Linked DNA regions of Homo sapiens: region 1 is linked to region 2. The links are chromatin contacts, found by Hi-C in ENCODE. All regions are on one chromosome and are shown on one strand. Each heading gives the region's core, a stretch centred on a gene start or an enhancer-like site at or near the end of the contact. The rest is flanking DNA. Distances are from core to core; before and after follow the strand shown.

Region 1 (2,893 bases), core at 249-2,748, 1.3 Mb after region 2:
GTGGATTTAAAGAAAATAATACATAAGTAACTGTATAGGGGTTAAGGGCTGAATTGTGTCTTTCAAAACTCCTGTGTTGGGCCGGGTGCGGTGGCTCACGCCTGTAATCCCAGCACTTTGGGAGGCCGAGGTGGGCGGACTGCCTGAGGTCAGGAGTTCAAGACCAGTCTGGCAACATGGTGAAACCCCGTCTCTACTAAAAGTACAAATATTAGCTGGGCACGGTGGTGGGCGCCTGAAATCCCAGCTACTCAGGAGGCTGAGGGAGGAGAATGGTTTGAATCCGGGAGGTGGTTGTTCACTTGGCAGTGAGCCGAGATTGCGCCACTGCATTCCAGCCCGGGCACCTGAGCGGGACTCTGTCTCAAAAAAAAAAAAAAAAAAAGAAAAAAAAATTCCCGTGTTGAAGTCCTAATGCCTGGTATTCCAGAATGTGACTGTGTTGGATAGGGTCTTTAAAGAGGTGATGAAGTGGAAATGCAGTCATTAGGGTGGACCCTATTCCAATACAACTGATGTCTTTATAAGAAGAGATTAGGACACAGGCACACACGGACGGCTAGCCACGTGAAGACACTGGGAGAAGGTGGCCATCTATAATAGAGGCCAGGGAGAGAGGCCTCAGGAGAAACCATCCAGCTGACACCTCGATCTTGGTCTGTAGCCCTCAGAACTGGGAGACAATAAATGTGTTGTTTAAGCCACATGGTCTGTGGTACTTTGTATGGCAGCCCAAGCAAAGGAATACAATAGGTAACATGCGGAAGTGGCAAAGATTGTGAAGGTGGAACCCAGGTGACTAAGTTCGGGGAAAATGTACTGGGCTTGGTTAGAAACCCAACTTTCCCAGTACCCAGCTGTGTGGGCCTCAGCAAAATCTTAGCCTTTCTGAATCTCAGTGTCCCGTTTTAAAGAATGGGGCCAACAGTAACTACCTAGCCAGGAAGTTGTAAGGATTAAAAGTGCAACCGTGAGTTAAGAGCTTGGTGATCAATAAATGGCAGTCTCATTACGGGAAAGCAGGCACCAAGGGGGCGAGGAACATCTCCTTTAATTTCGGTGCCCAAGAAGCAGAATGCTGGGCTTCCTTGCCCCCACCGTCAAGGCCCGCCAAGGTCAGTAGCGTTGGTGGCCCCAGAGGGGGCCGTGGTGCTGAGGGTGGACCTGAGGGGGTCACTTCCCTGTGAGTTTAGTCCTCCAGAAACAAGGAGGCAGGTATTCTTCCCATTTTATGTCTAGGAAAATGGAGCCTCGGAGCGGAGCGGTAATTTGTCCTAGGCCTCTCAGATGACCAGGGCCAGGGTCAGAGTGAGGCCCCGAGTCCGGAGCCGTGGACGGGGCCCTAGGCGACACCAGGGCGCCCTGACTGCGGCCTCCCACTCCGAGACGCGAGTTTGCGGGACGCTCCACCCCTTCCCTCCCGCCCCAGCCCGCCAGCCCCAGGGAAGGGGAGGAGTTCTTGCCGCGCCGACGCCGCCGTCGCCACGGCAACGCGGCCATACTGCGCCGGACAGACCCAGTTGCCTGGTGCTGCGGCCCGGCGTGGGCCTCGTGGGCAGAGCCAGAGCCAGAGCCATGGACAGCCTCTTCGTGGAGGAGGTGGCCGCCTCCTTGGTCAGGGAGTTCCTCAGCAGAAAGGTAACGGCTCGCCCCCTCCAAAGCCCAGGAAGTGGCTCTAATTTGGGGGGATCATCGGGGTCTCCCCTGAAGGCTTTGCAGCTTCTGGGAGGGCGCCCGTTCCCTACCTACTGCCTGCTCCAGAGATGCCCCAGAAGAGCGCCGCTTTCCCGGGACAGGGGAAACTACATTTCCCACGAGGCGTTTCTGCCGTCGTCACCGGGCGCTTCCGCAAGGCACGGTTTGGACCCCGTCCGCTGCCCTCCTGGGGCATCCGCGCTCCGGGGCGGCGGCAGCTGGGGAGGGGGCCTGGGGGCCGCGCCAAGCAATCCTAGCGCGGGCGCACAGCGGGCAGGCCTGCGCCCTAGCCTGGCTGCCGGCCTCCGTGCGCTACCCACGCAAGTCAGGGTCCCACTCGGAAAGAACTTCTCCCAGAGGGAACCCCAAAAGCCCAGAAAAGTTCTTGACGGTCAAACCCTTAGTCATTTTAGTCAACAGTGGGAATTCCAGTGGTTGCTTTAATTTTTGTAAGTTTTCCTATTGTCTTGTCCCAGGAGAGTTTTTGCAGTGTTCACAAGCTTGGAAGGTCCTTAGCTGTCATCTGGCCTCAGGGTGGAGATGGGGACCTCGGTGGGGAAGGAGCTCGCCGGGGGGTCTTGGGCGTGGTAGTGGAGGGGGACATACATTAGCTCATTCAGCACATGGTGACTGAGGGCTGCACTCTGTGTGTTTTGTCTGTCCTTGCAGTGTCATACTGGGCTAGGGCGATGGGTACTTGTCTTGTATGAAAACACATACACGTAATTTTTTGAATGGAGGAAAGGGGAAGGACTTTGAAGTCAGACGGAGACAATTCAAATATTTGCTACTAGTTTGCAGTGTGAACCTCAGTACTTTACTCACTGTCTCAATTTCGTTATCTGTAAAACAGGAAAGTAAGACCTACTCTTTGCAGATTTATAATGAGGATTAATATTAACATATGGGCAGCTTCCAAGCATTGGATCTGACATATAGATACAATGTGCACGTAGGTGTTCAACTTTATACCTCCTCCCACCCTCACTGTTTCTGACACCAAACAGGTGTCTCTGAAGTGCACCTGTTTGGAAAGTGTCTTTGTGTGTTTTTTATGATTTATTTTTATTTGAAAAAATTTTAAATGCGTTTGGCTTTGTCGCATCTGCCCTGTCTTTATGGCTAATTGACCTGCCATCACCTGTCCTGGCTGCATGTTGGATATCAATTGACACACCCTGGAAAGCTGACTGTTAAC
Region 2 (3,166 bases), core at 465-2,964:
ACCTCCTAATTCAGCCTGCTCCACATTATAATGATTACAAAGTCCTTGTTTTCAAGTAATATAACCCCTGGAAACTATCTTAAGCTAAATAGACTATTATACAGGATGGTCTCATAAAGCCTCCAGGGAATACTCAGAACTCAGGGACGGGTGGAAACAGGAACTGGGAGTATACCTGGAGCCAGTTTCTCCCTCTCTTCCTCCTTCCCTCCCTCCTTTCTTCTTTTTCTCCTTCTAACTCCCTCCCTCTTTCTCTCCCCCTCCCTCCTTCCTTTCCCTCCCTACTTTCATTATCTCTTCCTTCCTCTGTCTCTCCTTCTCCCTCTCCTTCCTCCAGAGGCATCCAGTAGAGGCCAGGTGTGCTACTAAACGTCCAGGACAGGCCACCACAACAAAGAGTTGTGCAGCCCTAAATGCCAGTAGTGCTGAGACTGAGAAACCTCACTACTGGCAATGGGGAGCCACTCGAGGTTTTTGAGCAGGGAAGTGTCAAAAGGATGTGGGTGTCGATGTGCTCATAAACCTGATCAAAGTTAAGTAGCATGAGGACATCTTACTTTATGCAGTGGGGAGACTCCCAGAAAGCTTTGAGACAATCAATATTTTAGAAATGCAATCCTATCTTAAACTAGGGCAGCTGCTAATGAGAAGTCCAGGGATCTGTGGTGCCCGGTTTGAGAAACTCAGCTCTCCTGCCCCATCTCCTTGGCCAGCCTTTCAGAGGGAACTCAGAGTGTCTGTCATAGATTGATTCACCTCTGCTGTGTTTTCGTACATCTGAAAAGGGTCACTTCAAGGTTAGGACTTCATCTGGTCTTGCAAAAGGGGAGAGTTCAAAGTTTAACCTAATTTTTCATATGAGATGAATGTCACATGGTTGTGGGAAATACAGTAAATTATAGGAAAAGTCCTTGGCAGAGATCTGGAAGCCTTGACTGTGCTGCTGACCTGGGTGACGCAGGATAGGCTGCCTGCCCTCCAGCCTCTCAGTTAACCCTGGGCAAACACTAGACTAGACCTCCAGAACCCAGCCACATGTAGCTGGAAGGGACTTTAGCTCTCTCTTCTGTGAACATAAAGTAGCTAAACAAACAAACAAACAAACAAACTGCCTCTGACCCGAAGATTCCTTTTCAAAGCAAAAGAATAAAATTCTGATTTTTAATATGAATAATAAAATGACAAATTGAGGCAATAAGGTTTCCATCTATACCACTGCTTCTCAATAAAGGAAACTTCACCCCCCCACCTCCCCCTGACCCCTGGGGGACATTTGTCAATGCCTACAGATATTTGTGATTTGTCCCAGCTGGGAGTGCTACTGGCATTTAGTGGGTGGAGGCCAGCGATGCTGCCAAACATCCCACAATGTACGAGGCAGACCCCCACAACAAAGAATTTTCCAGCCCAAAATGTTAATCAGTAGTGCCGAGGCTAAGAAATCATGATGTATACTGGTAAGAAAAAGCAAAAATTCTCAACTGCAGCATGTCATAAACGGTACTTTTCCTTCTTACAGTTTCGATCCCAGGCTGAGCTGATATTAATACATCTGGGTGGTGTCTACATTGACCCATCAAAACATATCTGGTATAAAACCACCAGAGAATACTGCCTTCCAGATTCAGCAGCTATGAGACAAATAACATCCTGTTCATTTAGAAAGAGCTGTGTTGAGAGATACTTGCTAAATGCCTGAGATCTTTCTGGATGACTCTTCTTGCTCTTGTTTTTGCAAAGTAGCCATTCCTGGGCCATTTGTCAAACATACCTTATCTCGTGTAATATCATCTTTTTTGTTTGGTGTGGTTTTTGAATTCCAGGCAGACCGTGCCTAGTGTAATAGTCTTGGACAGACATTCTTCCTGTCTGGAGTATTTTCTTCCTGTCTAGAATATTTTAGTTACTGCCCTCAAGTTTTCAAACTGTTCTTTCTCTAAAAAGATATTCTTGCAAATCAGTGAACTTCAGAAAATGGAAAAAGCCGACCAGTGAATTTTAAGATACGGTATATTTCAATGAAAGAGTAGACATAATAAGTAGAAGCCAAATAAAATGGGCTCAGAGCATGCCCTCAGCATTTACACGTAGCCTTCTGTCTAGAGATTGTCCTTGTGGATCCAAAAGAAAATTGAACAATATATCGGTCGTGAAAATAAACAATGGCCCATCACCAAAAAGGAAAGTAGGCAATGGGCCTAAAATAATGTTTCACTTTACATCCTTGCTCTATTCTCATTTTGTTTTATTTTTTGGGGACTGTGTGGGGACACTGGGTGCTACTTGCTCTTCGAGACGTCTATGCATTTATTTGGCTGGACAGAACAGATCAAAGGCAGTAGGGATACTTGTTGGGAAAGGATGTTGGTAAATATGGACAGTGATAATAAGCATTAAAATGCAATCCTGATGTGCTCAATTATTTTTAAAAATATTGGCAAAAAAAGTGAAATTTTAGAAAATCTGTGATTAGCCTATCCTGTTTTTCCTGAAACAATAGGCCAGTTTATATTTTGTCAATATGCATTCTGTCCACGTGTAGTAAACATGTAGCCACTCACTTAATTTCTAAATATTGCATTTTCATTTTTACCCCAAGATATAGGGATATTTAAGATGAGGTTATTTCATCCACTCAAGATGTTTCAGAGACCAACGTGATGTCATTCCTTTTTTTTTTTTTTTTGAAACACCATTTGCCAGAAAAGAATGCCTTTCAAAACCTAAGCCCACCTTCATTGGCCTTTGGTTATGCTGTTTTCTCTTCTGTAAATGTCTTCCTCAAGTCATCTGCTCTCCAGTCAACACCATCACTTCCCCACCTGCTCAATCTTTCCCAGGCTGGTGAATTCCTATCCATCCTTCAAAGCCCAGTTCAATATCCCCTTCCGCAGACTTCTAGGAAGAATTTATTATTCTCTCCATTATACTACCATAGGATCTCCTACGTGTTCTGCTGTATCACCTGACACATAATTGCCTGTTTATTCTTGTAGATAATGAGATCCTTGAGTGCAGGCAGTTCTTATTCCTCTGATCTATTTCAACTTTGTATATCCAAGGACTAGTACAGGGCCAAGTTCAAAGCAGGCAATCAGCATGTAAATATCAAACAAACGAGTGAATAATGAGTTGCTGGAAAGGTGGAAATAAGATGAAAATAGGA

What was found. Hi-C counts contacts between places; a loop is a spot of excess contacts on that map. Pooled maps may share reads with other maps.
Region 1: a loop to region 2 is called in a pooled map, with 4 times the contacts of the local background. The contact joins the promoter of MINDY4 here to the enhancer-like site in region 2. A Hi-C loop is called at or near these places in 1 of 168 maps with a recorded cell type or tissue (lower leg skin) and 5 of 50 pooled maps.

Annotation. Positions count from the first base shown.
Region 1 is chr7:30,769,919-30,772,811 of GRCh38, forward strand. MINDY4 (MINDY lysine 48 deubiquitinase 4) reads left to right here and starts at 1,499. Exons shown (of 18, transcript NM_032222.3): 1 at 1,499-1,638. The coding sequence starts at 1,576. The region is part of intron 3 of INMT-MINDY4 (INMT-MINDY4 readthrough (NMD candidate)); the gene reads left to right. RefSeq lists silencers at 1,380-1,429, 1,490-1,539, 1,910-2,059 and an enhancer at 1,615-1,909.
Region 2 is chr7:29,487,442-29,490,607 of GRCh38, forward strand. The region is part of intron 7 of CHN2 (chimerin 2); the gene reads left to right. Among named protein-coding and RNA genes, the nearest start is that of PRR15-DT, 75 kb to the right of the region's middle. Within about 2 kb of position 1,715, at least 2 of the 41 ENCODE cell types and tissues checked have a DNase peak (open chromatin) inside an H3K27ac peak, as active enhancers do.